Regions from separate parts of the Homo sapiens genome. Here regions 2, 3, 4, 5 and 6 are each linked to region 1. Evidence: read pairs that join two places in POLR2A ChIA-PET (ENCODE). Cell type or tissue: CD4-positive, alpha-beta T cell. All regions are shown on one strand.

Region 1 (5,000 bases):
TTTCTTAAAGATAAAAAGAGATAATGCACGTACGTCTTTAGCACAGTGTCTAACAGTTAAGTATTGATAACTTGACCTGGATATTATTTTTGGCATTTAATGTTCAGCAAGCTAGTTTTGACCATGTACTTTCCTATTCGTAAGTGACTGTGCTTTGGAATATACTAGAAAATGTATGTAAAATGTCTGGTTTTAAAAAGATGAAACCACAATATATTCAATTCCCTTTGGAAGTTAGCCATGTATCGCTTTTCTAAATTTTACAAAAAGGAGAGTTACAAAACGTTACTCTGTTAATCAAGGATAAGGCTGAAATGGAGAGTTTTTTTTTTTAATGGAAATGGACTGCACTATAAAAACATTTGATTGAAATGAAAGAAGCTGTAATGTGGTCAAATGATGATTTCTATCTTAATGCTGGACTGATGCAAGCCAAAGAAGGGTCAATGTTGCCGCAGGATTACAAGCCCTGCTGAAAGAGATGCATGATGCAACCTCTGTAGTGAACAGAGTCAACTCTTGAGTCACCAGTCTAACCTTTGAGAAGCACTAAGGAAAAAGAAAATTCTTGAGTACTGAGTCACAGGCTCAACATCTTAATAAAGTGTGTTTAGGATGTTTTAGTGGTATCTGGACACAGTATACCCATGAATCTCAAATATTTCATATCAGAGCTTTGCCCTTTCCATAGTAGGTCCTCCAAAAACATTCCTCAAACAAATGAATTTTTTTTTTTTTTTTGAGATGGAGTCTAGCTCTGCTGCCCAGGCTGGAGTGTAGTGACGTGATCTCGGCTCACTGCAACCTCCACCTCCCGGGTTCAAGCGATTCTCCTGCCTCAGCCTCCCGAGTAGCTGGGACTACAGGCATGCACCACCACGCCCAGCTAATTTTTGGATTTTTATAGAGATGGGGTTTCATCGTGTTACCCCGGATGGTCTTGATCTCCTGACCCCGTGATCCGCCCACCTCGGCCTCCCAAAGTGTTGGGATTACAGGCGTGAGCCACCACGCCCGGCCACAGATGAATTTTTTGTTTTAAAGTTAAGAGATCAGGCACAGTGTCTCACACCTGTAATCCCAGCACTTTGGGAGGCCGAGGTGGGCAGATCGCTTGAGGTTGGGAGTTCGAAACCAGCCTGGCTAAAATGGTGAAACCTCATCTCCACAAAAAAAAAAAAAAAAAAATTAGCCAGGCATGGTGGTGCGTGCCTGTAATCCCAGCTACTCAGGAGGCTGAGGCAGGAGAATCGCTTGAACCCCGGAAGCGGAGGTTGCAGTGAGCTGAGATTGCACTACTGAACTCCAGCCTGGGCGTGACAGAGTGATACTCCGTCTTGAAAAAAAAAAAAGTATTGGCAATAGAGTGAACTCCACCTGGTTATCAATCCTAACTCCATCACTCACCAGCTCTGTGACTTGTTTAGTTATTTAATCTTTTTCAGTTTCAATGTCCTCATCTGGAAAACGGGAAATGCCTACCGAGTATTGAACTGTCAAGACTAAATGACACATGAAAAGCACACTGAACAATGCTTAATCCACGGTAGGCTTTCAGCAAATAGTGGTCTCTATTATTTTTTGCAACAGGATGTTATATAAGAATAAGGCATTATCAAGACGATTTTCGCCTATCAAATGTGTTGTCTGCGTGTACATCAGACCTTTTCCTGGAATGAAGGTAGAAAAGTATCAACAATAAAGGATGGAGAAAGCCCCGTAAATGATAACCTTTGCCCCAGAGGGAAAGGATGGGCAGCGGAGGGGAAAGTAAAGGGTGGCAAGCTAGAAAAATTAGACATCCAGTGTGGGAGGGCTGGCACTGGAGTGGGTTGCCACAGTAGGGAGGGGACTCAGAGCTGGAGGCAATTCCTTTGGCCGGGCTTGTCCTGCGACTTACCGTGGGGCAGCGCAATGTGGAGAGGCCTGGTAAAATGGCTGGGCAAGGGTGCGGAGGGGACATAACTGGCAGGAAGGAGTCATGATTCGTGGTCGAACAGAGTCCAGACCAGCTCGACCTGTGAGCAACGAACGGCCCTGAGACTCGCATACCCCAATACCGGTAGTGGCCGTGAAGGGCAAAGAAATGTGTTCTGAGGCGATCCCAGCATCTAAGCTGCGACTGGTCTACTCAGAGACTGGATGGAAGCTGGGAAGAGAAAGCTGCTTCCCGCTTCGGGGTGAGGGATGGAGGAAGGGAGAACAAGCAGTAGAGAAGAAAAAGTTTCAGATCCCACAGCCCCGGGGGGTCACTCCTGCTGGACCTACTCCGACCCCCTAGGGCCGGGAGTGAAGGCGGGACTTGTGCGGTTACCAGCGGAAATGCCTCGGGGTCAGAAGTCGCAGGAGAGATAGACAGCTGCTGAACCAATGGGACCAGCGGATGGGGCGGATGTTATCTACCATTGGTGAACGTTAGAAACGAATAGCAGCCAATGAATCAGCTGGGGGGGGCGGAGCAGTGACGTTTATTGCGGAGGGGGCCGCTTCGAATCGGCGGCGGCCAGCTTGGTGGCCTGGGCCAATGAACGGCCTCCAACGAGCAGGGCCTTCACCAATCGGCGGCCTCCACGACGGGGCTGGGGGAGGGTATATAAGCCGAGTAGGCGACGGTGAGGTCGACGCCGGCCAAGACAGCACAGACAGATTGACCTATTGGGGTGTTTCGCGAGTGTGAGAGGGAAGCGCCGCGGCCTGTATTTCTAGACCTGCCCTTCGCCTGGTTCGTGGCGCCTTGTGACCCCGGGCCCCTGCCGCCTGCAAGTCGGAAATTGCGCTGTGCTCCTGTGCTACGGCCTGTGGCTGGACTGCCTGCTGCTGCCCAACTGGCTGGCAAGATGAAGCTCTCCCTGGTGGCCGCGATGCTGCTGCTGCTCAGCGCGGCGCGGGCCGAGGAGGAGGACAAGAAGGAGGACGTGGGCACGGTGGTCGGCATCGACCTGGGGACCACCTACTCCTGGTAAGTGGGGTTGCGGATGCAGGGGGACGGGGCGTGGCCGCCTGGCCTGGCGTGAGAAGTGCGGTGCTGATGTCCCTCTGTCGGGTTTTTCTGCCAGCGTCGGCGTGTTCAAGAACGGCCGCGTGGAGATCATCGCCAACGATCAGGGCAACCGCATCACGCCGTCCTATGTCGCCTTCACTCCTGAAGGGGAACGTCTGATTGGCGATGCCGCCAAGAACCAGCTCACCTCCAACCCCGAGAACACGGTCTTTGACGCCAAGCGGCTCATCGGCCGCACGTGGAATGACCCGTCTGTGCAGCAGGACATCAAGTTCTTGCCGTTCAAGGTTCGACCGGGTTTTTCTCATCCAGTTAGAGAACGGGTGGGTGGTGGGAGTATTTAGAGTTATAAGTCTCTGGAAAAGTGTTGAGACAACAGTTGAAGGTTATAGACATGATGTATGTAATAACTTTAATACTATTAGTATGTTACAAAACTTAAGACAGTTGCTGTCGTACTGTCTACGATAGTTTAGGAATAAAAGACCGATTAAAACTGAACTTTGTAAGACACCTATACTCCCTGAAGTATTTCTAGTCAATTTGCAGCCCCAAGGGACCAAAATAAACCAAATTGTGGGGATGGTAGTGGGTCTTTTAAACTTTGAGATGTCATTGTATCTGTGTCTGAAAACAATAATTCTTTAAAATAGGTGGTTGAAAAGAAAACTAAACCATACATTCAAGTTGATATTGGAGGTGGGCAAACAAAGACATTTGCTCCTGAAGAAATTTCTGCCATGGTTCTCACTAAAATGAAAGAAACCGCTGAGGCTTATTTGGGAAAGAAGGTAAATATTTCTAGAACAATGTTAAGTATTTTTTGATCATTAGTATTCTCGGTTGGCTGTTATGTATAGAAGCCTTCGTGAAGGGTTTCAAAAATTTTAATCAGAATGGTATTCATGCTTGTCAGGTTTAATTATTGAGTCCCTTACTATAAGCCAAACAAAATAGACTTTTCATGTATTATTTAATGCTTACAATTCCAGGGACATAAAATTTTATATGTTGTATTCATCAATAAGTTGGCTTAAAAACTAAAGTGATGGTTTGACTGTAATTTTTTTTTTTTGAGATGGAGTCTTGCTCTGTTGCCCAGGCTGGACTGCAGTGGCACGATCTCAGCTCACTGCAACCTCTGCCTCCCGGGTTCAAGCAGCTCTCCTGCCTCAGCCTCCCAAGTAACTGGAACTACAGGCACACCACCACACCTGGCTAATTTTTTTTTTTTTTTTTAATTTTCAGTAGAGACAGGGTTTCTCCACATTGCCCAGGCTGGTCTTGAAATCCTGCCCTCAGGTGATCCTCCTGCCTCAGCCTCCCAAAGTGCTGGGATTATAGGCAGAAGCCACCGCCTGGCCAGACTGTAATTTAAATAAGGGTTAAACTATGTGACAATACACTTAATTATCTTTTATCCTTTTAGGTTACCCATGCAGTTGTTACTGTACCAGCCTATTTTAATGATGCCCAACGCCAAGCAACCAAAGACGCTGGAACTATTGCTGGCCTAAATGTTATGAGGATCATCAACGAGCCGTAAGTATGAAATTCAGGGATACGGCATATTTGCCAAATAGTGGAAATGTGAAGTACTGACAAAACTTTTCCCTTTTTCAATCTAATAGTACGGCAGCTGCTATTGCTTATGGCCTGGATAAGAGGGAGGGGGAGAAGAACATCCTGGTGTTTGACCTGGGTGGCGGAACCTTCGATGTGTCTCTTCTCACCATTGACAATGGTGTCTTCGAAGTTGTGGCCACTAATGGAGATACTCATCTGGGTGGAGAAGACTTTGACCAGCGTGTCATGGAACACTTCATCAAACTGTACAAAAAGAAGACGGGCAAAGATGTCAGGAAAGACAATAGAGCTGTGCAGAAACTCCGGCGCGAGGTAGAAAAGGCCAAACGGGCCCTGTCTTCTCAGCATCAAGCAAGAATTGAAATTGAGTCCTTCTATGAAGGAGAAGACTTTTCTGAGACCCTGACTCGGG
Region 2 (5,000 bases), 57 kb before region 1:
AGGCCCAGCACTCAGGAGGCTGAGGTGGGAAAATCGCTTGAGCTCAGGAGCTTGAGACAGCAGTGACTCAAGATCATACCACTGCATTTCAGCCTGGGCGACACAGCCAGATCCTGTCTGAAAAAAAAAAAAATCAGCTACAGTTAAACTGCTTATGCTTATTTATGGACATAAGAAAGTTTACAAATACTCAAGTACTAAAAAATAATAAAAATGAAGTCGATATCAGCATATTGCTCAACCATTCTCAACAGCAACATGCCAGTATGTAATGACCTGCAGAATCACATCCTTTAACTAGGCTTTTTGCTTCTGGAAACAAATCCAAATAAAATAAGCCTAAAAGATGTGGGGAAAAAACCACAATGCCCACAACAGCACTGTTCTTTTTTTTTTTTAAACTCATTTTTATTGAGGTAAAATACAGTAAAGTGCACAAATGTCAAGTGTTCAGCTTGAACAATTTTTACACATACATGCACCCAGTAATCACCACTCAGATTAAGACATGGAACATTTTAAAAACCCAAGAACGCTTTCACGTGCCCTTTCCCAGTCAATACCACCCTCTCAAGCCCAAAAAGTAACCATTATTCTGATTTCTGTCATCAAAGATCAGTCCTGTCTCTTTTTGAACTTCATACAAATAGAATCATACAGTATGTATTCTTTTGCATCTGGCTTATATTCTCAACAGCACTGATATTCTTAGAGTTAAAAACTGTTCTTGGCCAGGCAGGGTGGCTCATACCTATAATCCCAGCACTTTGGGAGGCCGAGGGGGCAGACTGCGAGGTCAGAAGTTCAAGACCAGTCTGACCAACATGGTGAAACCCCGTCTCTACTAAAAATACAAAAATTAGCCAGGCATGGTGGCACAAGTCTGTAATCCCAGCTACTCAGGAGGCTGAGGCAGGAGAATCTCTTGAACCCAGGAGGCAGAGGTTGCAGTGAGCTGAGATTGTGCCACTGCACTCCAGCCTGGGGGACAGAGCGAGACTCCAACTCAAAAAAAAAAAAAAATAAAATAAATGTTCTTCGTAGGTATTAAGACAATAAAATGTGGTTTCTAAACCCGAAAAATAGCTATACAATATCAAAACATGGAAATACATATATATATATATATATATATATATATATATATATATATATATATATATATATATTTTTTTTTTTTTTTTCTTTTGAGACAGAGTCTCACTCTGTCACCCAGGCTAGAGTGCAGTGGTGCGATTTTGGCTCACTGCAACCTCCACCTCCCGGGTTCAAGCCATTCTCCTGCCTCAGCCTCCCGAGTAGCTGGGATTACAGGCGTATGCCACCATGCCCCGCTAATTTTTGTATTTTTAGTAGAGATGGGGTTTCATCATCTTGGCCTGGCTGGTCTTGAACTCCTGACCTCGTGATCCACCCACCTCGGCCTCCCAAAGTGCTAGGATTACAGGTGTCAGCCACCACACCCAGCTGGAAACCTATATATTAAATAATATTAGGAGAAAAGCAGAACAGATAATTTACTCTCTACAACAACATTTTTTTTTTCTTTTGAGGAGACAGAGTCTCGCTCTATGGCCCAGGCTGGAGTGCAGTGGCACAATCTCGGCCCACTGCAACCTCCACCTCCCGGGTTCAAGCAATTCTCTGCCTCAGCCTCCCGAGTAGCTGGGATTACAGGCGCCTACCACAATGCCCAGATAATTGTTGTATTTTTAGTAGAGACGGAGTTTCACCATCTTGGCCAGGCTGGTCTTAAACTCCTGCCCTCATGATCCACCCGCCTTGGCCTCCCAAAGTGCTGGGATTATAGGTGTGAGCCACCACGCCCAGCCAACAATAACATTTTATATAGACAAAGACACAAAACCAATTGGTGTGATATAAAATGTCAATGCTTAAGTTACAATTTTCTATAAAAGTGCCTAAGTTACTTAATAATCCAAATAAACTGTATTATAAGCAAAGACTCACCTTAACATTGATGTAAATTATCTTAAATAATGCACTTTGTTGGAAACAGATTCATTTATTTATAGTTACTAATTTATTTACAGAATCATAGTGGTTCACAAAACTTAAAACCTGAAAATCATCTCTTTACCTGGTTATGATAAGCCGATCCAAATTGATTCTCTGTTGCTTCGCAATCCATGCTGTACGATACAACTTTTCAGCTGTCTTAAGTACATCTGCATTGAGCCTCTGAATGAGCTGTTTCTCAGAGTTTACATATAAGCGTTCCTGCTTGAGGTGATGAGCCAGAGTATGAATATCTAGTTTCACCATCTTCAATGTGGGAAAGGCTCAAAGGCTGATCACTAAGAGTAAAAAGATAAAGATTTAAAGTTTATGTATGTCACTTAAGTTCTTTTCTAAAATCAAAAGGGACAGGAGAATACTTTAAGAATTCAGTTACATTTGGGCAGGCGCGGTGGCTCATGCCTATAATCCCAGCACTTTGGGAGGCCAAGGCGGGCGGATTACAAGATCAAGAGATCGAGACCACCCTGGCCAACATGGTGAAACCCCTGTCTCTACTAAAACACAAAAAATTAGCCAGGTGCGGTGGGGCGCGCCTGTAGTCCCGGCTACTCAGAAGGCTGAGGCAGGGGGATTCCTTGAACCCGGGAGACAGAGGTTGCAGTGAGCTGAGATTGCATCACTGCACCCCAGCCTGATAACAGAGCAAGAATCGTTCTCAAAAAAAAAAAAAAAAAAAAAAAAAATTAGGTTACATTTGATGCCACTTTTAACTCTAATTTTCAAATAATCTCTATCTTTTTATTACAGAAGTATTACAGGTTCAGCATAGAAAAATTGGTAAATACAGATAAGCAAAAAGAAAAAAAAGCTCACTGCTAAGGCCACCGCTTAGAGACAGGTGCTGTAAACCCTGTGTATATCCTCAAATACAATGTCTATTTGTTAACCCCAGAGTTATCCTTGACTGTGCTCTTTCTAATCACAATCAAAATATCCTGTTGATTCTATCTTCAAAATATATTTAAAATCTGACTACTTATTCCCCCCTCCATTGCTAATCACATCAATTCTCACTAGGAGGTGCATAATCACCACATCCTAAGTGATCTCGCTGCTTCCTTTCTTGTACTTCTAGAGTCTGTTCTCTACATAGCATAGTGAATTAAAAAGTCAGATCACAGCCGGGCGCGGTGGCTCACGCATGTAATCCCAGCACTTTGGGAGGCCAAGGCAGGTGGATCACCTGAGGTCAGGAGTTCGAGACCAGCCTGGTTAACATGATGAAACCCCGTTTCTACTAAAAATACAAAAATTAGTTGGGTGTGGTGGTGTACACCTGTAGTCCTAGCTACTCGGGAGGCTGAGGCAGGAGAATTGTTTGAACCTGGTAGGCGGAGGTTGCAGTGAGGTGAGATCATGCCACTGCACTCCAGCCTGGGCAATAGAGTGAGACTCTATCTCAAAAAACAAAACAAAACAAAACTTAAGTCAGATCACTTCATTCCCCTACTGGAAACCATCCACAGGCTTTATTTCATGATAGAATGAAATCTGAAGGTCCTATATGATCTACCCCTGGCTACTTCTCCAATTTCCTCTCCTACAATCCCACCCTAGTTCACACAGCTCCAGAACATCTGCCTTCTTGCTGTTCCTTGAACAGGCCAAGCATGTCCCTCTCTCAAAGTGTCCACATTTGCTGACCTCTCTGTCTGGAAGGTTATCCAGTATCTTCATTCCATTCAGATCTCTCCACTCAAACGTGTATTTAGAAAGGCCTTCTCAGACAACTCCTTCTAAAATAGAAAATATAACTTCCTAATCCCTCTTCTGGCCTTTTAAAAAAGCACTGCCCCTATCTAGCATTATATTACAGATATCTACCTGCATGTTAATCGTGCTTATTGTGAGGCTTCCCCACTAGAAGGTAAGTGACAGCAGGGCCAAGCCTTGTTTGCTTTGTTCATTCACAGCTGTAATTTCAGGGACTAGGAGACGGCCTAGTTCACAGCAGGAGTTGAATAAATATTTGCCAAAGGAATAAATGAAATCTCACTACTCTTATTTATCTAGCAGCTAAACAAACTGATACAAATAGCACACATATTTTAAAGCATTATTATTTAAGCTATGCCCTTGAATCTAGAATTTGTGCCAGATCACAAATGTTAAATCAACAACAGAAATACCTGTGGCACAGATAACAAAACATAATATTGTGTGTCTGGGCAGCAGACAGTCATCAAGTTAGCAAAAAATTTCTTGGGTTGGGCACGGTGGCTCACACCTGTAATCCTAGCACTCTGGGAGGCCAAGGCAGGTGGCTCACTTGAGGTCAGGAGTTTGAGACCAGCCTGGCCAACATGGTGAGACCCTGTCTCTACTAAAAATACAAAAATTCACCAGGCGTGGTGGCAGGTGGCTGCAATCCCAGCTACTCAGGAGGCTGAGACAGGAGAAACTTGAACCCAGGAGGCAGAGGTTGCAGTGAGCTGAAATCGCACCACTGCACTCCAGCATGGGCAACAGAACGAGACTGTCTCCAAAAAAATAGGAGAAAAAAAAAAAAAAGGCCAGGCACAGTGGCTCACACCTGTAATCCCAGCACTTTGGGAGGCCAAGGCAAGGGGATCACCTGAGATCAGGAGTTCAAGACCAGCCTGACCATCATGGAGAAACCTGGTCTCTACCAAAAACACAAAATTAGCCGGGCATGGTGGCACATGCCTGTAATCCCAGTTACTCAGGAGACTGAGGCAAGAGCATTGCTTGAACCCAGGAGGCAGAGGTTGCAGTGAGCTGAGATCGCGCCACTGCACTCCAGTCTGGTGACAGAGTAAGACTCCATCTCAAAAAAAAAAAAAAACCTAAGAACTATATGTGGCCGGGTGTGGTGGCTCACACCTGTAATCCCAGCACTTTGGGAGGCTGAGGCAGAGAATTGCTTGAACCCGGGAGGTGGAGGTTGCAGTGGGCCGAGATTGTGCCACTGCACTCCAGCCTGGGCAACAAAGCAA
Region 3 (5,000 bases), 120 kb after region 1:
ATTTTAGAGAAGGGGGTCTTGCTCTGTTGCCCAGGCTGGAGGGCAGTGCCACAGTCACAGCTTACAGCACCTTGAACGCCTGGGCTCAAGCAGTCCTCCCACCTCAACCTCCTGAGTAGCTGGTGCCATGTGCCACTGTGCCCGGCAGGTTTTTTATTTTTAAAAATTGTTTGTATTGATGGGTGTCTCACTTTGTTACCCAGGCTGGTTGCAAATTTCTGGCCTCAAGCAATCCTTCTGCCCCAGCCTCCCAAAGTTCTGGAATTATAGCTGTGAGCCACTCACTGCACCTGGCCTAGAATTTTTTTTTTTTTTGAGATGCAGTCTCACTCTGTTGGCCAGGCTGGAGTGCAGTGGTGTGATCTCAGCTCACTGAGACTTCCACCTCCTGGGTTCAAGCAATTCCCCTGTCTCAGCCTCCCGAGTAGCTGGGACTACAGGAACGCACCACCATATCTGGCTAATTTTTGTATTTTTAATAGAGACAGAGTTTTGCCATGTTGGCCAGGCTGGTCTCAAACTCCTGACCTCAGTTGATCCACCCACCTCTGCCTCCCAAAGTGCTGGGATTACAGGCGTGTGCCACCTCGTTCGGCCGGAAAAATCTTAAATGGAGCAGCTTGTTTGGAACTTTCTTTGAAACCACCAATATTACTTATTTGCAAAAGATATCCATAGGTTAGTACATTAATTGACTGTATAGCACATATGAATCTTACCTCATGAAATCAGGTAAGCAAAAAGTATTAACAATATTTTAATTCCTTTAAATGAAATCAAATTCTGCCCTTGGGGGCAGGTGTGGTGGCTCGTACCTGTAACCCCAGCACTTTGGGATTCTGAGGTGAGAGCGTAGTTTGAGCTCAGACTAGCCTGGGCAACATAATGAGAACCCGTCTCAAAAAAAAAAAAAAAAATTCTGCCCTGGGACCTTCTCCCCCTCAATTCTACCAAACTGGTTAGAAATACAATCTCAGTGATTAATAATAGAGATCCACCCCTCCTTAGAGTTATGTGAGACTCTAATAGGCTTTTGAGGTACCAGGAGAAGGGTGGAAGGTTGATTTTCAGCCTGTGCTGGATGTGACTGAGCACATTGTCTAAGAGGATATGAGGCGTTGAAGCCTGGGGATTCTGATGTACAGGCTTCAGCTTTGCTTGGTACAACACATGCCCATTTCTCTCTGAGGACTTGGGCACTGCTAGGACGTGGGGTTGCAGGTTCCCTTTTTGTGGATTCTGAAGGAATTCCTTCTTCTCAGATAAATTGCTCCCATTTTTCTTCTTATTTCTACCTAACCCCCAGCTCCCGCCAAAGGCACTCATTGTTCTACCCTTCTTCCCTCAGTATAATCTCCTCAAGGAGTTCATATTTTCAGAAAACATGCACAAACCTCCCTTGAGGCAAAGAAGCAAATAGGACTATCATCTTGGGGATTGGGAAGTACCATGATAATAAAACATCCATTGATGTCTTAATAACTTATCTGGCTACTTATATTTTCATCAGTAATTCTAGTCCCTGTAGTGGGACTTAATGATCTATCCAAAAATGATTTGATTTTCCCTTCTTTAAAAGATGGAGCTGAATTCTCCTCCCTTGAGTGTGGGCTGGACTTAGCGATGCACTTCTAGTGAATAGAACACAGGAGAAGTGATGAGATGTCTCTTCCCAGATTGGGTTTTTAAAAGACTGGTTTCTGCCTTGCATGTGTGTTCTCTCTCTCTCTCTCACACACACACACACACACACACCCACACCCACCCACCCACCTCACTTTGCGGGAGGCTAGCTGGCTAGCTCAGATTGGGTTTTAAAAAAACTGGCTTCTGCCTTGCATGTGTGTTCTGTCTCTCTCTCTCTGACTTCTGCCTTGCATGTGTGTTCTCTCTCTCTCTCACACACACACACACACACACACACACACACCCCCAACTCACTTTGGGGGAGGCTAACTCCATGGTATGAGGCAGCACTGCATAGAGGGAAGGCACTTGCCATGTTGTGAAGACAGCCACCCAGGCAGCCCATGGGGAGGGCCATGTGGTGAGGAAGTGAGGCCTGCCAGCAACCACAACAGCTAGCTTGGATGTAGATCTTCTGAGGCCTGCTGGCAGCCACATGACTGGCTCAGAAAAGTGAGCTTGAACAGGGATCCTCCTACTCTAGTTGAGCCTTGAGGATGACTATAGTCCAAGCCAACAGCTTGACTCATTGTCCTGGCTTCACAAGGGCTGAGTTATGTGAATCTGTGATTTTCCTTGGAGAGTCTCCTTTCTTCCAGCACTGGCTTCATTGTACCCAAGGGGCTCAATGTCCAGCTAAGATTTCTCTTATCCTGTATAGGTTTCTGATGGACAAAGAGAGAGAATGTGTGTGTGTGTGTGTGTGTGTGTGTGTGTGTGTGTGTGTACGTGTACGCACGCATGCATGAGAGAGAGAATATGTGTGTGTGTTTTGGAAGCAGCTATCTTTTTTTTTTTTTTTTTTGAGACAAAGTCTTTACTCTGTCGCCCAGGCTGGAGTGTAGTGGCGTGATCTTGGCTCACTGCAACCTCCGCCTCCCAGGTTCAAGTGATTCTCCTGCCTGAGCCCCTTGAGTAGCTGGGATTACAGTGCCTGCCACCATGCGTGGCTGATTTTTTTGTATTTTTTGTAGACACAGGGTTTTGTCATGTTGGCCAGGCTGATCTCAAACTCCTGACCTTAGGTGATTCACCCACCTTGGCCTTAAGAAGCAGATATCTTTTGATTAAAGGGCAGTTCAGTTTTATTTTTCTTTCTTTTTTTTTTGGAGATGGAGTATCACTCTGTTGCCCAGACTGGAGTGGAGTGGCACGATCTTGGCTCACTGCAACCTCCACCTCTTGGGTTCAAGCAATTCTCCTCTCTCAGCCACCTGAGTAGCTAGGATTACAGGCATGTGCCACTACACCTGGCTAATTTTGTATCTTTAGTAGAGACAGGGTTTCACCATGTTGGCCAGCCTAGTCTGGATCCTGACCTCATGATCCTCCCACCTCGGCCACTCAAAGTGCTGGGATTACAGGCGTGAGACACCGCGCCTGGCCTTCATTTTTAAATTTAATTTTATTTTTTTTAAGACAGAGTTTCGCTCTGTCTCTCAGGCTGGAGTGCAGTGGCGCCATCTCAGCTCACTGCAACTTCCACCTCCCGGATTTAAGCGATTCTCCTGCCTCAGCCTCCTGAGTAGCTGGGACTACAGGTGTGCGCCACCATGCCTGGTTAATTTTTGTATTTTTTATACAGACGGTGTTTTGCCATGTTGACCAGGCTGGTCTGGAACCCCTGACCTCAGGTGATCTGCCCACCTTGGCCTCCCAAAGTGTTGGGATTACAGGCGTGAGCCTCCCACACAGATTGGGAGGTAGTCCTCTGCTCTTGTTTGCCTTGTTAAGGGAAGGGCCGTAAGGTAGTTATCCAGTGAAGAGTCAGTTTTCTTCTGCCTGCTCTCTCTCACCAGGCTTTAAACTCTTTTTCAACCCCTTTTCTTGGCTTTTTGGGAAGAGTGGGCAAAATAGAGCCAAGTCAGTTATGATGGTTCATTTTATGTGTCAACTTGACTGGGCCACTGAGTGCCCAGACATTTGGTCAAACATTATCTTAGGTGTGTCTGTGAGGATGTTTCTGGATGAAATTAATATTTGAAGTGATTGAGTAAAACGGATACCCTTCCGAGTCTGGGTGAGCCTCATCCAATCATTTGAAGACCTGGCTAGAACAAAAAGACTGAGCAAGAGGGAGCTTCTCCTGCCTGACTCCTTGAGCTGGGACATCAGTGTTTTCCTGCCTTTGGACTTGAACCAAAACTTTGGCTCTTGAGCATGGTAGCTGTTGTATTGGAACTTGCGCCATTGATTCCCTTGGTTCTCAGGCCTTTAGACTTGGACTGCAACTAGACCATAGGCTCTCTTGGGTCTCTAGCTTACTGACTGACAATCTTGGGACTTTTCAGCCTCCATAATTGCATGAGCCAATTCCTTTTAATAAATATCTTTTTAAATATATATACCTCTGTCTCTGTCTCTCTACCTCTACCTCTGTCTCTCTCCTGTTGATTCTGTTTCTCTGGAGAGCCCTGACTAATATATAAGCCTAGTCTTTTATTGCCTTACTTTTGTCTCATTTCAGGTTTTTCAGAGTGCTCCTAATCTCTGAGAACTTCTGCATTACTGGCTTAATTCTCTGCATTGACGCAGTCTGTCATGAAATGGCTATCTTCATGACAAACCAAGCAAAAGGAGAGGTGCTTGGGTTTTCATAAACTTGGCAGCTGTTTTGGAAACATTTTACTCTAAGGCTAGGCACCACTGTTTGTATTCTTATTTTGCATTTGGGGTTTCTTTCTCCTAAGTTCTCTCTCCATATATTCTCCTGGCCTGGAAGGCATGTGTGCCTGTTTGACAGTGTCCTGGAAATTCTTTTCTAGACGGGGAGTGCATGTTGAAGGTGCTCACACGTGGTTTCCTAAAATCCTGCAAAGTGGCAGTTAGGACTTTTGTTTGTTTGTTTGTTTCTTTGTTTCTTTGAGACGGAGTCTCACTCTCGCCCAGGCTGGAGTGCAGTGGCGTGATCTCGGCTCACTGCAACCTCTGCCTCTCGGGTTCAAGCGATTCTCCTGCCTCAGCCTCCCAAGTAGCTGAGATTCCAGGTGCCCGCCACCATGCCCGGCTAATTTTTTGTATTTTTAGTAGAGACGGGGTTTCACGTGTTAGCTAGGATGTTCTCGATCTCCTGACCTCGTGATCCACCTGCCTCGGCCTCCCGAAGTGCTGGGATTACAGGCGTGAGCCACCACACCCGGCCTGCCAGTTAGGACTTTTAAACTCTTAGGATAATTTCCAAACTATAGAGTCATCATGTATAGATTTTCAGAGAACAACTGCCAAAAATAAAGATTTTAGATTTAGAATTGTTGACATAAGCCTTTTTTTTTTTGAGTTGGAGTCTCACTCTCTTGGCCAGTCTGGAGTGTAGT
Region 4 (5,000 bases), 52 kb after region 1:
GCTGGGATTACAGGCGTGTGCCACCATGCTGGGCCCTTTTTTTTCCCCCAAAGGACACAAGTACAGGTAAGAAAATGTAGTTTTTTGTTTTTTTTTTTTTTTTAGACAGGGTCTCACTTTCTCTCCCAGGCTAGAGTGCAGTGGTGGGATCTCAGCTGGTCAGGAACTCCTGACCTCAAAAAGACCTGCCCGCCTCGGTCTCCCAAAATGCTGGGATTACAGGCGTGAGCCACTGTGCCCAGCCAAAGGTAGACCTCGTCTACTCCATTTTTCTTGCTTATAGTACCTCCTATTTTCCCTTTTGAGTACTAATCACAATTTGCAATTAAATATTTGCTCACTGCCAGGTATGGTGGCTTACACGTATAATCCCAGCACTTTGGGAGGCCAAAGCAGCGGAATAGCTTGAGGCCAGGAATTTAAAACCAGCCTCAGCAAGACCTCACCTCAACAATTTTTTTTTTTTTTCTGTTGGCCAGGCTGGAGTGCAGTGGCACGACCTCAGCTCCCTGTAACCCCCACCTCAAAGCAATTTTCATGCCTCAGACTCCGGAGTAGCTGGGATTACAGGCATGTGCTACAATGCCCAGCTAATTTTTGTATTTTTAGTAGAGATCAGGTTTCACCATGTTGGCCAGGATGGTCTTGAATTCCTAGCCTCAAGATATCTGCTCACCTTGGCTTCACTACTGGGATTACAAGTTTGAGCCACTGCACCCGGCCTCAACAAAAACAAAAATTTTAATTACCTCACCCTATGCATCTCTTCATTTGTATCCTTTGTAATATCCTTTATATTAATAATAAACCAGTAAATGTAAATAAATAAATAAATACTGTTTGTCTCTTCCCAGCAGATTGTAAGCCTGATTAGGGCAGGGATCATATCTGTTTTATTCACATCATAAGCACTGTGTAACCTCTGGTTTCTTTTCTCTTTGAGATGGAGTTTCACTCTGTGGCCCAGGCTGGAGTACAGTGGCGCCATCTCAGCTCACTGCAACCTCTGCCTCAAGCAATTCAAGTGATCCTCCTGCCTCAGCCTCCCCAGTATTTTGTATTTTTAGTAGAGATGGGGTTTCGGCATGTTGGCCAGGCTGGTCTTGAACTCCTGACGTCAGGTGATCTGCCTGCCTTGGCCTCCCAAAGTGCTGAGATTACAGGCATTAGCCACCGCGGCCTGGCCAATAGGCACTATGTAACTATTAGTTTAATGAATGAAGAAATGAATGCTTGTGGGCATCATTCATTCTGCAACAAACTTCTAAAAATTAATTTTACTTTGAAACAATTTCATACTTTCAGAGGAGTTACAAGAATAATACAAAGAAGTTCACCCAGATATCTCATTCAGGGTTAGCCAATTGTCCACAAAATATACTTTAGAGAGCAAGAGGATTAATTCCAGGGTCTCTTGAGCAACAAATATTTATTGAGCGCCTGCTACTATTGGATTACATAACAGTCTCTTAACTGGTCTCTTAGCTATAGGCATTGCACCCCCACCCCTAGTCCCATACAGCAGCTCCTTTTACTAATTTATTTTTGAGGAGGATCTCGCTCTGTCGCCCAAGCTGGAGTGCAGTGCCGCGATCTCAGCTCACTGCAACCTCCGCCTCCCAACTCAAGCGGTTCTCCTGCCTCAGCCTCCAGAGTAGCTGGGACCACAAGCACGCACTACCGCGCCAGGCTAATTTTGGTACTTTTTGTAGCTACAGATAGAATAGAGATCTTTGTCTATTTTGTTCACGAAGTACTGCAAGCGCCTTGAGCTGTACCTGGCACATCTTTGTTGCTCAGCAAAGAGTGGTTGGATAAACGAACGCTGAAGGTATGCTAGTACCAGGTACTGTTCTCGGTGCTGGAGTTACAGCAAAAAACTCCCTGCCCTCGTGGGATTCTCACTGGAAGCATGCTTAAGCTTAAGCCATTTTTCAATCTTGACCCCACCATTTTGTTCCCTGTGAGATTTGGGGTGAACTGCAGTTTCCTAGCCTCACTTTCCTATCAATCGTTACGAAGATTAAAAGGAAAAATATCATTTGTATCGCATTTAGCATCAGAAATGCTTTAATAATATTCGTTTCCCTTCCTTTCAGGCTGGAAGACTGGGGCCTGACATCTCTGCCACAGGCTTAGGCGAGGTTTTCACAGGGACTTGGAAAGGTGCAAACGGTTACTACGGCCAGGCTTACCCAATTGTTAAGTGAAGATATTCTGGAGAGTGCTTAAAAGGGTTGGAAAAACAAACCAGTGAGTGGCTAGGACCACCTACTCCGCTGTTTTGCCTCGGAAAAGCCTCGCCGGCTGCCGGGAGGTGAAAGTCTGGAGGAACGGGAGGAAAAGAGAGGGGTGGCTGTCCACAACAGAAAACTACACATCCCAGCACCCCCGCGGCAGACGACTACGGGTCCCAGCAGGTTTCGCGGGGTGGACCGAAGCGGGCTCTCTTGGGGCCTGCAGTCGGGGTTCAGCCAGAGGGGGCGCCGGGCGTACCGACGTAGCGGGGAGAAACGGGTCGCGCTTTAACGGCGCTGCGCAGGCGCCACTCACGGGCCGGACGTGACGCAGGGAAAGTTCCGGCTTCGGCCTCCGCCGCTGCCGCCGCCGCTGCTACAGCCGCCGCCGCCGCTGTTGCCGCGGCTTGTTATTCTTAAAATGGCGCCGCTAGACCTGGACAAGTATGTGGAAATAGCGCGGCTGTGCAAGTACCTGCCAGAGAACGACCTGAAGGTGAGCCCTATTTGCGGGCTCGCCCCTTCCGGCTGTGGGGCGCCCGCCGGCCGGCCCTTCCTTTCTCCAGGACCCCCGCCGGGTATCCAGTCCAGTCGCGGTGGAGGGCCTCCCCCATTGCCAGTCGACCCGGTCCTACCCGGCGTCACGCCGAGGGTCTCGCGAGCCGAGTCGTCGAATGCTGTCCCGGTTGCCTCAGTGGGGATCCCGAGGGATGTCGCGGCCTCTGTCCCAGGGTCGCCCCTTCTGGCCTTCGGGCTGCCCCAGGACCCGCAGCTGTAACAGCTTTATTTAGAAGGCTCGGCTCCCCACCCCATCCCTGGGTCTCCCGCAGTCGGAGCCGAGCCCCCGCGGCAGTGCCCTCGGGATGGGGTCGCCTCCACCGGAGGTGACAGGAGCGCGGAGTGGCCGGCGTCTGACAGGAGATGCCACCGGCTACCGGAACGCGGCCTCAGTGTGTTTAGGTCTCTGAGGAAGGGGAAGGCGGTGGGCCCGAGTGGTTTGGTACTGGCGGGAGCGAACGTCAGGTCGTCCCTCTTCATTGCCACTCCTCCAAATTGCTTTTTAGGATCGTCGGTTTTGCTAATTCAGAGGTGAATCCCGTTTCTGAGTATGTTGTTGAGCTTACTGAAGTGGATAAAGTAGTTGGTTCTCAATAAATACAAATACTTTCTCCTTAACCCCTTCTTAACTCAGTATTTCATTTTCTTCGTTTTCTAAAGGAGGTGAGTTCCTTGTTACTCCTGAGTCCAAGTAAGAGTAAATGTATGTATGGGTAAAGGAATGACTTTGGTATACTGCTTTTCTTTTTTAAAACTTTTTAATTATTATTATTATTATTATTATTATTGTTTTTAACTGAGATAGAGTCTCACTCTGTCACCCAGGCTGGAGTGCAGCGGTGCGATCTTGGCTCACTGCAACCTCCACTTCCCGGGTTCAAGCGATTCTCCTGCCTCAGCCTCCCGACTAGGTGGAATTACAGGCGCCCGTCACGACGCCCGGCTGTTTTGTATTTTTAGTAGAGACGGGGTTTCGCCATGTTGGCCAGGCTGGTCTTGAACTCCTGACCTCAAGTGATCCGCCCGCTTCGGCCTACCAAAGTGCTGGTATTACAGGCGTGAGCCACCGCGCCGGCCTAGGTATACTGCTTCTTTGAAAAGTGTTTCTATGCATTTGCTGAAATCAGAGCTTAGGTTTCTAGCAGTGCTTATCAGCTCGTGCTAGTATTTAACCGACTCAGTGTATTCTTTTTTTTTGAGACGGAGTCTCGCTCTGTCGCCCAGGCCGGAGTGCGGTGGCACCATCTCGGCTCACTGCAACCTCCGCCTCCCGGGTTCACGCCATTCTCCTGCCTCAGTCTCCCGAGTAGCTGGGACTACAGGTGCCCGCCACCACGCCTGGCTAATTTTTTGTATTTTTAGTAGAGACGGGGTTTCACCGTGTTAGCCAGGATGGTCTCGATCTCCTGAACTCGTGATCCGCCCGCCTCGGCCTCCCAAAGTGCTGGGATTACAGGCGTAAGCCACCGTGCCCAGCCCCGACTCAGTGTATTCTTAAGGAAATATATTACTGTGGGTTTTGTTTTATTTCTTCTTTGTACAGTAAGTTGATACTTAACATCAGTCAACAAGTATGCATAATATTTGAGGCCACACGTGCTGTTGTGAATGTGACTGAATTGTACTTACCTGTTAATTTTATGTGGCATATGATAGGGGAGTCATTCTTGTGCATTTTCCCGTTTTTAATAGAATAATTTCAAATAAGGACAGCCTTCGTTAGTAGTAATGTAGCATTTGTGCTCATCTGAGTCCTTCAGACATTCCTTTTGTGGCTTCTTTCTGCTATGTGGTTTTTTTAAGGGAATAAGAATACAACTAGCATTGGGACCCAATTCATGGAAAACTAACCAGACCTCTTAGTAGCATTATTAATCCCATAGGTGAGGTTGACTATTGCATGTCAGTGAATTGACATGGAATTTTTTCTTCTTATTTATCATGCATAAAGCTTTTTTGAACTTTGTGTTTATGATGAATAAAATGTTGCTTTTTATGAAAATGTGTCTAGGGCACAGTGGCGTAATCTCAGTACTTGGGGAGGCTGAGGTGGGCAGATCATTTGAGATCAGGAGTTTGAGACCAGACTGACCGACTTGGTGAAACCCCCTCTCTACTAAAAACACAGAAATTAGCCGAGCATGGTGGTAGGTGCCTGTAATCCCAGTTTACTTACTTGGGAGGCTGAGGCAGGGAGAATGGCTT
Region 5 (5,000 bases), 97 kb after region 1:
ATAAAAAGATTACAGGAAGTTTGTCAAAAAATTCAATGCATAGTCTGTAGTATGTCCTGACAAGAAGTTAGCATTTTATATAAGAAATTAAAAAATGCTTATTCCTCCACTTGGTTGCTTGACTGGTGAACAAAAGTGAAACCTTTTTTTTTTTGTTTTGCATTTGACTCTGAGCTAAGTGTTCCAACTCTTTAAAGGCAATGTTTATTGTTACAACCTCGATCCAGTGCCCAGAACTATGCTTCATGAGATCATCACAACTCTTTAAATTGTATATTTACAGTGTGTAGTGATGCTGACGAAATACACGGTAGTAAACCAAAAAGAAACATTTGGAAAGTCCCCTAGCATGATGCCAGACACACTAGATGCTTGGGGAAGGTTGGTTCTGCATTCCCCTCCTGTTTTCTATTTCCGTATCAATTTATTGGTGAATTTGTGCCCTCATGAGAGTAGGCTTATGCTGGCTTAGATCATTCAAATGTTTTCTTAATTCAAAAATGCATGACATTTATAGATTTGTGTTGTCAACAAAAATACTACATAAGTATATTCCACTCAATCCCTAGGCACCCACTATGCTCAGCAGCACTGTGCTTTTGTATATAAATGGTGGGTTATAAAAGACTGCATGGAGGCATTATGGAATAGCACAGGCTTTGGGATCAGATCTGGGTGAAAACCCCAGCTCTGTCATGCAGTAATAGCAACTAACCTGTATACAGCATATGTGCTAAATTGTTATGTTCTCTATTTTGTGATGCCCTTGCTGTATGGGTCTATGACTATATTACCTTTTATTTTTTTTTTTTCTTGGTAGAGATGGGGTCTCCCTATGTTGCCCGGGCTAGTCTTGAACTCCCGGCTGAAGAGATCCTCCTATCTCGGCCTTCCAAAGCACTGGGATTACAAGCATAAGCTACTGTGCCCAGCCCAAACTTCAAAAAAATTAATAAATCTTGTTCATCCTTCTCTAGAACTTTTCTCCCCCTAGATGAGGAAATAGGCTTAGAGAGGATAGGTGACTTGTCTAACGTTGCACAAGAGAGCTGGAACTTGAATCCCTAGAGGGCACACCAGAGTATTTCTTTAGCGCTCTATTTTAAGCAATATTGGTTATTGTAGTTGTGTGACCCTGAACAGATTGAATTTTCTGAATCTTAAGTTTCTGTGTCTAAAATAAGAGAATATCAGGCAGGGTTAATCTCACTATTAAAAATAGCACACACAAAGCACCCAGTATCTGGTCCAAAGCTGCCTTTTATTAAGGGCTCATACTCATAGGCCATTTGTTCAAATTCATTGTAGTTGGGAAGAATAATCCAAGGCAATGTATAATTGCTAACATAGTGTAGATTTTGTAAGTACAACACATCTGGACAAGGAAATGTTTGATGTAGGATGGAGTAATTGGGGAAGATAAAGAGGAAGTGTGAATTAAGTGTGGACTGGAATGATGGGATTTGTATGTCTTACAGAGTTAAAATAAGCAGAGATCACTTGGACACAATGTGAAGACTCGAGGATCCTTTTTGGGAAGGCGTAAGAAATGAATAGGTCCTGTTTTATTGACAATATCTGCCATATATCAGTGAGGATTGGTCAATTATGGAAGATGCTAAAAAGCAGGCAATGGATTTTTAATAAGGAATATAATAAATGTATTTCAAGATTACTTCCCTAGTGAGTTGATGATCCCCCTTCGTCTGACACAAATTATTCTCGAGTTCTTTCCTCTCTCTGGCTTGATAATATGGGTGGAAACTGTTAGTTGAGATTGAGGTGATTTGTGGTTCTGTGACTTTAGGATTACGTGAAATACTAATTTGGGGGACCAACAGAGATTTGACATTTTTTCAAAGCAATTTTTCAATTCCTACTACAATTTACCGTCAGTATTACTTCATAAATGGAAAGTCATTTTACCATTAAAGATGTAGGTAGGACCATCTCAGAAGAAAAGACAACTCTTTACACCAAATACATTTGGTTTTGTGAAAAACTAGTATCCTAATTTTTGCCGCTTATGGAGATCAATGAGAGATTTTCCCCACCCCAATGTTGACATGTACTACTCGACGCTGTCATATTATTGAGGCATAAAAGATGTTCTAATAAAATGGAAGTGACTTAAGAGAAAGTTTTATGCCTCCTCCCAACTCTGAACAGATGCTGAGAATATACCAAACAAGTTCACACAGGAGTAGAGATTTAGAGAGGCCTTCCCACCTTCAAGAATTTTATAATACGTTAATGAGCTGAGTCTTATTTTCAAGGATGGCTTTGTTAAAGCAGAAGAAGGGTAACTATGCTTATGAAAGGCAGTTTTGCATGCCTGTTTGTCAAAAAATACAGTACAATTTATTTTAAAATTGATTAATTGGTGTAGAACTTGCAATGGTCACACAATCAGGATGGTCAGCTTCCATTCAGGGATCAAATTTGTCCAGGCCTTTCAAAATGGAACACGTTGCTTTTAGTATGGCATTGGTTCTGTTTGTAGTGCTGATTTTTCTTTCATGGTAATTAAAAAAAAATCTTACTTTCTTAAAAGCCTGCACCCAAGCTAGTGAGCTTTTCTGCAGAGGATTGAGCATCCAAACCATGCTTTATTTTGGTGGATTCTTAGAGTTTTCTGGCTGGGTCCTTTTTGAGGGGTAGCTGTGAGCTGTGAGACAATTTCAGCAAGATGTAGGGACAAGGATCGCATTCGAGGTGGCTTAAAAGGAAACACGTTTGTGAGAGTTGCCTCACTGTCTCACCTGCTAGAAGAAATTGGGAGATTTCAGGGCTTGTTTTCGGTCCTGGCGTGGTGCAGAGGTGGAGGGGCGCCAGCAGGTGTGTGGTATGCAGGACGCAGAGCCAGGAGAACCTGGGGCAGGTGTCTGGAGCCGGGGGTGCAGTTCCTACTTTTAGACGCATGGTGGCGCTAGGGTCTCCTCCGGCCCTGCTAGCAATCTCTAAGGCACCTCCGCCGCCACCTGCAGTCTCAACCAAACCTCTGGGTGGGCAGCGCGGGATGTGACGGGCCGAGCGTCCAATCGACTGACAGATTTCCGTCCACACTACTGCTCTAGCCAATGGGAGCCGAGGAGAGGCGCGGAGGAGGCGGGCCCCGCGGCAAGCCTGGCAGAGGCGCGAGGCCCTCCTCCCGCCTCTCCGCCTACTCCAGCCTCCGCCGCCTCAGCTTCCCGAGCGAGCCCTGCGGCCGCCGGAGCAGCTCCCGCGGCGGAGCAGGAGCCGGATGGTCAGAGGAGCCCGGCAGCCCCAGCAGCCGCGGAGTCGCCTGGCCCCCAGGTGCGGGGGCTGGGTGGAGGCCGGGGTTGGGGATGGGGTGGGGGCCAGGGAGCGGGCCCAGGGGCAGCGGCTCGGGGCGGTGGAGCATTCGGGGCGCAGAGACCGGAGGGGCGGGGGGTGCAGGCTGGGGGGACCTTGGGGGCGCCTGCAGGCGGCGGCGCGGGCTGGGCGCGATCGCCTCCTCGAGGCCAGGTGAGAGGGGCGTGTGAGGGAAGGGGCGCCGAGGGGTGAGGCTGGCGGCGCGGGGCCGGGAGGGGCAAGGCGGGCGCGCCCCCGGAGGGGCCGTGGAATGCGGGGGTCGCCGGGCCCGGAGAGGCGGGGCGTGGAGGGGGCAGTGCACGGTCGGGAACGGGTGGGCACAGGAAAGGGGAGGCTAGGGGGGCTTGCGGGGGTGACGAGGCAGACAATGAGTAGGTGGAGGTGGGTGATTTTGGGGAGCTGGGCTGTGACGAGCAGGGGTCGAGGATGGGGTGAGGGACCAGGAAGGTTTGAGCTCAGGGGGAATTGGGGGAACGGTGAGTCCCAGGAATGCTAGGTCTTGGTAAATAGGGGAAACAGGGCATGAGGCGTTTGTAAGGTCAGATCTGGGCTTGGCGAGCCTGTGGTCCCAGAGGGTGGTCTATTTAGTTCTTGACTGGCACGGTAGCGCCGGGAGATGTTTTCTTGTATGTTACTTTTAGTTACCGTCTTATTTGTTTGGTCTGCAGACTGACTGGCACAGTGGAGAAACCGCCTCGAAAACGGAGAAGCAGGTAAGGCAGTGCCTTCCTATTTTGCTTCATGTTTTTCTTTTTGCTTGGCTGCACCTGTGCCGTACTGCATAATTGTATACTGTCAGTAGATGAAGTTTCTTATTTATCCCCCTTTTAAAAGAATATAACCACATGCATGATTTTTCTTTTGAGGACTTCAAATTACTACCTCTACAGTCGATTTTTTTTTTCTTGGTATCTAAGATAATGTGGGAAATCTTGAGAAATCCTACTTTTTTACTTTTTGATGTTGTGTAAGGATCTCAGCTATTTTTTTTTTTAACCTTAGCCATAATTTCATTTTCTCCAGCATCTCTGTTTAAAAAGCTCATCTTGGCTGGGGTGGCTCATGCCTTCAATCCCAGCTCTTTGGGAGGCTGAGGCAGGAGGATCATTTGAGCCTGGGAGTTCAAGACCAGTCTGGGCAACAGAGCAAGACTCCGTCTCTACAAAAAATTGAAAAACTAGCCGGTCCCATAAATATATACACCTACTATGTACCCACAAAAACAAAAAATTAAAAAAACAAAAACCAACTAGCTGAGCGGGTGTTGTGGACCTGTAGTCCCAGCTTCTCAAGAGGCTGAGGTGGGAGGATTGCTTGAGCCCAGGAAGTCAAGGCTGCAGTGATGCAGTGAGCCGTGATCATGCCACTGCACTCCAGTGTGGGGAACACAGCAAGACCCTGCCTCAAAAAATAAACTAATTTTATTGAGCATCTACTATGTGCCAAGTACTGTGTACGAATGCTCTATGTGTATCTTCTCCTGTAATCCTCAAAGAACCCTAAGAGAATATGTAGTGTCACTATTTTACAGAAGAGGGAACTGCGACACAGAGAGGCCAAATATTTACCCAAAATCATGCATCTAGTAAAAGATAAAACCAGGATTTGAATCCAGACAGTCTGACTCCAGAGCTTAAGCTCTTAACTGTTATACCATAATGCTG
Region 6 (5,000 bases), 300 kb after region 1:
CCTTTCCAGCAGCCTTTTTCTTCTTTGTCTGTTATGGTTAATACTCCATAGATTTTAGAAATTGAGAAGTTCTTGAAACATTTTATTTTCTTGAGTTCATCACTTTTGACTCTTGTATGAGATGTGATTTGTCATAAAAGATAGCCTTCCACTACTTCACTAAATGAATTTCAGAGTAAACACTGTGATTCTGCAGAGCGGATTCAGTAGGCTTTCCAATGTTTTCTCCTGCTATACAGTGCCTACCACCTTGAGGGCACTTCAGTACTAGAGGATGAAAACTGAAACGTTGTTTTGATGTTTATTGAATAACGAGATTAGAGAATATTTGATTTTTGTTGTCAGTGTATTAAAGAAATTTTCACATTGATAAATGTTCTCTAGGAATGTGTCTACATTCATCAGGTGTGAACTCTTGTACATGAATTTTGTACCTTGAATCCACATATATATTAAGTGTATCATCAATATAAAAATAAACATTATTTGCTTAAAGTTTTTGGTACTTTTTCGGTATTGACAGCTGAACTGTTAGGGTTTGCTTCATTCAAATATCTCAGAGGCTTTGAACTATCTTGGGGTTGATGCTTCTTGTTAGTTTGTCAATGTTTGAATCCTGGTTTTGGTTTTTTCCCTGCCCTGCTCCTGCAGGTCAGAACTGGAACACGCGAGGGAAGGGACTGTTGAAGAATTGGGTGGAATCTGCTTATTCTTGGGCTTGTGTTGAGTCTGGGGATGGAACCAGAGTTCCTTAAGGTGGAATGGCTGGCTTGGCATTGACGAGTTCAGGGACCTGACTTAGGGTACTGATTTGGACCGTGACTTTTTGTTTGAGATAGAGTTTCGCTCTTGTTGCCCAGGCTGGAGTGCAATGGCGCGATCTTGACTCACTGCAACCTACACCTCCCGGGTTCAAGCGATTATCCTGCCTCAGCCTCCCAAGTAATTGGGATTACAGGCATGGGCCACCATGCCCGGCTAATTTTGTATTTTTAGTAGAGACGAGGTTTCGCTATGTTAGGCTGGTCTGAACTCCTGACCTCGGGTGAACCACCCGCCTCGGCTTCTCAAAGTGTGGGGATTACAGGAGTGAGCCACCGCGCCCGGCCTGGACTGTGACTTGGAACAAGATAGTTTTTCCTCTTTTGTTTATTTTCCTACTGCCTGCATGATTGCTATTTATTTAAAGAGACGGAGTCTCGCCACGGTGCCCAGGCTGGTCTGGAAGCCCTGGTCTCAAGAGATCCTCCCACCTCGGTCTTCCGAGTAGCTGGGACCACAGAAGCGCGCGCCGTGCACTTTTGATGTTTTCAACTTCCTTCCTAAGCAGAAAGGAGACGGCCCAGCAGCGGATGGTGAAGCTAATCCAATATAGTGAGCTGCCACCAGCGTTTTTAAGTGCATTACATAGTAAGAACGTGGTTCTGCTGGACGTTATGTACTCGGTTGCGATATAAAACGCATCATCTACAGTAGGTGACAGGCGCCAAAGTCTAAAAACTGGTCTCAAGGTGTAAGGTCCCAGGACTAGTTTCTGGAGCTACTGGCTTGTGAGTGAAGCTGGAGGCGCAGACTTCCCGGGTCACACGGTGGCAAGGCAGCTGCCTAGGGTGCGGCGGGACCGGGCGGCGCGGGGGGGCGCCTGGCCAAGCAGTGCAGCCCCGGCCGGGTTTGTAGCCAGCACAGCACAGCGGGGCCTGTGGCACCGACTGGGTTCTTTTACTTTTGACACGAAGCCCCTCCCACTTACCACGCTCTGCACGCGCCCCTGTTAAAATAGAAAAAGACCGAGAGGCCTCGGAGACTCAGTCATCATCTGTGGCTCTGGCCGCTCGCTGACGTGGCGAACTGGGCTGAGGGAGCGCCCGGCTGGGCACCCGAGAACTCCAGCCGTTCCGGCCCAGTCGCCGCTCAGAGGTGGTAACAGTAGCCGCCAAGGCCGCGCACGGGCGCATGCGCGCGTCGGACCAACCCCCTCCCCCCACCGCGCAGTCACTTCCGGCGCGCTGGGAGACGTGCGGTTCCGGGTCGCTGCTCGGCTCGCCGGCTGGGCGGTGGGGGTTGGTGACGCGGGCCGGGGCTCACGAGAGGCCCGGGAGGCGGGGCTTTGCTGGCTTCCCAGAGAGAGGCAGGTGCGCGGGCCAGGACTCCGGGAATGCGAGCAGGCCCCTTATTCTCCCAGTGGCCTCGGTCTGTCCCCACAGCGGCCCGGTCAGGGTTGCCCGAGCCCCAAGGCGGGGGGCGGCACCGGGGTGCTGAAAGGGTGAGAGTGGGGGCGGAGGCGGGCTGCCCCGGCCTGGGAGTCTGGAGCCTAGGGTTCCGGGATTCCTCCCTGCGCGACCTTGGACAAGTCGCTCCTCCTCTCTAGGGCTCAGTTTCCTTGCTGTCAAATGGGAGAGATGTTGGATCCTTCCTTTCTTTGACAGTCCAAAGCACGGGCGGGGCTGGAGGTAGCCTGAGGGAGTGAGATCCAAACTGCCGTGGCAGGCACCTGCCTGCCTCCCTGGGGGTTAGACATCTGTCTTTACCCAATTTTGCCTTGCTTTTTGTCAGTGCACATCCGTGACCAGACGCCCAGGGTCTGGCCGGGTAAACAGTATGTGAGTGTAGTAATCAACTGAGAAATAAATACTGGCTCCAGGAAAACTTAACCTCATTCAAATTGTTTTGCTCAGGGCTCCCAGGGAGAAGTGAATTTAGGCACCCGCTGCGGTGATCAATTCTGTTCTATGCGCTTGTAAGTGAAGCTCTTAGGCAAAAAACAATTTCATAGGAGATCAGGGTTAGGGAGGGTATCCCATTGAGAGTTGTGACAGGTTTTCTTACCCCCTTTAATCCTTCTTCTGCCCCTCCTCTTCCTTCACTTCTTCCCCCTATCCCCACCCAACATTTTGGCCATACACTTGAAAAGAAATACCCAATGCATTTTATCTTTGTCTTCATGCAGGACAGAATGCTTTGACCTCCAAGCTGTTTTAAATCTAGTAGATAAGCCAGGTGAGTAAGTGGTTTACACACATTGAAAGTAAAGTTTCTGAAGAATTGTACAGCCTTAATGGAGGATCTGAAGTGGTAAGATGGCATTTGTGTATCTCAGAGCAGAGCTTAGGTATCCTCCACAAAACATGGAAAGTTAAGGTTGGAACCAGAATATTAGTGTTTTATACACCATTAGGAGGAAAAGGTTTTTGAATCTTACTTTGAATATCATGTCAAACATTCTTAAGAAAAGAAACTGTGAGGCCGGGCGCAGTGGCTTATGCCTGTAATCCCAGCACTTTGGGAGGCCAATGCAGGTGGATCATCTGAGGTCAAGAGTTTGAGACCAGCCTGACCAACACGGAGAAACCTCGTCTCTACTAAAAATATAAAATAAGCCGGGCATAGTGGCGCATTCCTGTAATCCCAGCTACTCGGGAGGCTGAGGCAGGAGAATCGCTTGAACCCAGGAGGTGGAGGTTGCGGTGAGCCGAGATAGTGCCATTGCATTCCAGCTTAGGCAACAAGAGCGAAACTCCATCTCAAAAAAAAAAAAAAAAAAAAAAAAAAAAAGAAAGAAAGAAAATAAACTCATTGGAGGTAATTTTATCAAACTCAAAACCACACAGCGTCTCTAGAAAATGTTCAAGGATATCAGATACTTATATAATAGAGTTGTCTGGTGTGTCTTCTTTTTTCTGTTACCAGCTTTTCCTATTGGACAGTTGATTGCAAACCATCCTGAAACAGTAGGATATTACACCTTTTACATATTGAATTACATATTGAATATTGAATTACATATGAATTGAATTACATGCATTTTTGTCTTCAACTTAAAGAACACTAAACTGTAGTTAAGCTTATTGGAGGAAGGATTTGAAATCATTAAGTCATGAATATATGATGTTGATGTCTGCTCTGGGACATTTTACCAAGTGTGTTATATGTCATAGCCAACATGTAATTAAAAAAAAAAAACGTAGAGATTTGTGAATCAGAGTCCTCTGTTCAAATACCAGCCCTTCCACTTAGCCACACAATCTTTGGTAGGTTACTTCATCTTCTTGAGACTGGGTTTCTTCATCTGTATATGCATATGAAGCACCTGAGTGCTTTTTAAATGTTTAGTAATTGTGTTCTATAAGTGTACATGTAAGTTATGAAACTTAGTTTTGAAATCTAAAACTTAACAACTCAGATGCGAAATCTTTCCAATGTTTAACTTTTGAACTGTCTCTTTCATCTGATTTGTAGATCCTGTGTTGCCATAAGCCCTTGGCCCACATTTAAGTGGGAATGCAGCTAGCTTGGATGTCTGAAACTTTGTAGGCGCCTCTGTCTGAATCCTGAACACAGGCACCAGGACTACTGAGAGCTCGTCATCTGTGCAGGATAGCCACACAGCAAACATGTTTGCAAAACTGAAGAAGAAAATTGCAGAAGAGACTGCTGTTGCTCAGAGGCCAGGAGGTGCTACTAGGATCCCACGGTCTGTGAGCAAGGAATCAGTTGCCTCAATGGGAGCTGACTCAGGAGATGACTTTGTAAGTACCTTTACTTAAGAAATAAAGATACTTTTGCAGGGTATTCTTCCAATAAATATTTTAAATTGCTTGATTATTTCATACCTTTCATGGTTTATAGCTGTACAAGAGCCTGTACATCTGATTCTTCTTACTCTGAGGTACCTTTTTGTTAATGTTTGGTTTGTAAATGTTAAGGTACTCTATATTTTTTTCCTTATTTTTCTGTGAGTTCCTCTCCATATTCTCTCCAGTGTCCTCTTGTACTGTTTTTCCGTCTATATACCTTATACATCTTCTTTTGCATTTCATTTCTGAAAATGTCTGGGCCTGTTTTCATTGCAGACATATATACTTATATAACAACTAAGTCATTGCTGCTTAACAAGGTCTCTGAGTTGTGGTATGGGGTTAGCAAGAGTGCATTGTTGTATTGGGACGATTGTTGGAAAGATGGCCCCAGTGATTACAGTATGTTGCTTTTTTTCTTTTTTC

The links. Peaks named below come from ENCODE experiments on the same cell type or tissue, not always from the same donor. Only the 100,000 strongest peaks of a DNase experiment are listed, where the experiment ranks them.
Region 2: POLR2A ChIA-PET joins it to region 1 with 10 read pairs; 25 of 35 experiments call an interaction of 5 or more read pairs at or near these places.
Region 3: POLR2A ChIA-PET joins it to region 1 with 14 read pairs; 8 of 35 experiments call an interaction of 5 or more read pairs at or near these places.
Region 4: POLR2A ChIA-PET joins it to region 1 with 64 read pairs; 30 of 35 experiments call an interaction of 5 or more read pairs at or near these places.
Region 5: POLR2A ChIA-PET joins it to region 1 with 13 read pairs; 14 of 35 experiments call an interaction of 5 or more read pairs at or near these places.
Region 6: POLR2A ChIA-PET joins it to region 1 with 12 read pairs; 12 of 35 experiments call an interaction of 5 or more read pairs at or near these places.

What each region holds. Positions count from the first base shown.
Region 1 is chr9:125,238,964-125,243,963 of GRCh38, reverse strand. HSPA5 (heat shock protein family A (Hsp70) member 5) reads left to right here and starts at 2,621. Exons shown (of 8, transcript NM_005347.5): 1 at 2,621-2,959; 2 at 3,057-3,288; 3 at 3,655-3,792; 4 at 4,431-4,543; 5 at 4,633-5,000. The coding sequence starts at 2,838. HSPA5-DT (HSPA5 divergent transcript) reads right to left here and starts at 2,308. Exons shown (of 3, transcript NR_186826.1): 1 at 1,901-2,308. RefSeq lists enhancers at 2,023-2,332, 1,982-2,486, 2,300-2,594, 2,487-2,991, 3,133-3,212. In CD4-positive, alpha-beta T cell, no CTCF peak of the experiment used is centred here; DNase peaks (open chromatin) are centred at 493 and 2,473; H3K4me3 peaks cover 2,787 bases; H3K27ac peaks cover 2,266 bases.
Region 2 is chr9:125,296,208-125,301,207 of GRCh38, reverse strand. It overlaps GAPVD1 (GTPase activating protein and VPS9 domains 1), which reads right to left. Exons shown (of 28, transcript NM_001282680.3): 4 at 2,102-2,318. The coding sequence starts at 2,286. Among named protein-coding and RNA genes, the nearest start is that of GAPVD1, 37 kb to the right of the region's middle. In CD4-positive, alpha-beta T cell, no CTCF peak of the experiment used is centred here; no DNase peak of the experiment used is centred here.
Region 3 is chr9:125,123,323-125,128,322 of GRCh38, reverse strand. All of the region lies in intron 2 of SCAI (suppressor of cancer cell invasion), which reads left to right. Among named protein-coding and RNA genes, the nearest start is that of SCAI, 18 kb to the left of the region's middle. In CD4-positive, alpha-beta T cell, no CTCF peak of the experiment used is centred here; a DNase peak (open chromatin) is centred at 2,032; H3K27ac peaks cover 1,005 bases.
Region 4 is chr9:125,187,377-125,192,376 of GRCh38, reverse strand. PPP6C (protein phosphatase 6 catalytic subunit) reads left to right here and starts at 2,574. Exons shown (of 7, transcript NM_002721.5): 1 at 2,574-2,733. The coding sequence starts at 2,659. RefSeq lists enhancers at 2,297-2,376, 1,679-2,465, 2,466-3,252. In CD4-positive, alpha-beta T cell, a CTCF peak has its summit at 2,447; DNase peaks (open chromatin) are centred at 1,686, 1,796, 2,496 and 3,156; H3K4me3 peaks cover 2,567 bases; H3K27ac peaks cover 2,124 bases.
Region 5 is chr9:125,141,682-125,146,681 of GRCh38, reverse strand. SCAI (suppressor of cancer cell invasion) reads left to right here and starts at 3,154. Exons shown (of 18, transcript NM_001144877.3): 1 at 3,154-3,297; 2 at 4,005-4,049. The coding sequence starts at 3,245. PPP6C (protein phosphatase 6 catalytic subunit) reads left to right here. Exons shown (of 7, transcript NM_002721.5): 7 at 1-109. RefSeq lists a silencer at 3,036-3,535. In CD4-positive, alpha-beta T cell, CTCF peaks have their summits at 2,706 and 2,908; DNase peaks (open chromatin) are centred at 3,021 and 3,991; H3K4me3 peaks cover 1,605 bases.
Region 6 is chr9:124,938,103-124,943,102 of GRCh38, reverse strand. GOLGA1 (golgin A1) reads left to right here and starts at 2,020. Exons shown (of 23, transcript NM_002077.4): 1 at 2,020-2,132; 2 at 2,948-2,997; 3 at 4,237-4,526. The coding sequence starts at 4,392. SCAI (suppressor of cancer cell invasion) reads left to right here. Exons shown (of 18, transcript NM_001144877.3): 18 at 1-495. RefSeq lists silencers at 1,586-1,645, 1,976-2,345 and enhancers at 1,427-1,927, 1,928-2,428. In CD4-positive, alpha-beta T cell, no CTCF peak of the experiment used is centred here; DNase peaks (open chromatin) are centred at 1,302 and 2,012; H3K4me3 peaks cover 2,308 bases; H3K27ac peaks cover 2,584 bases.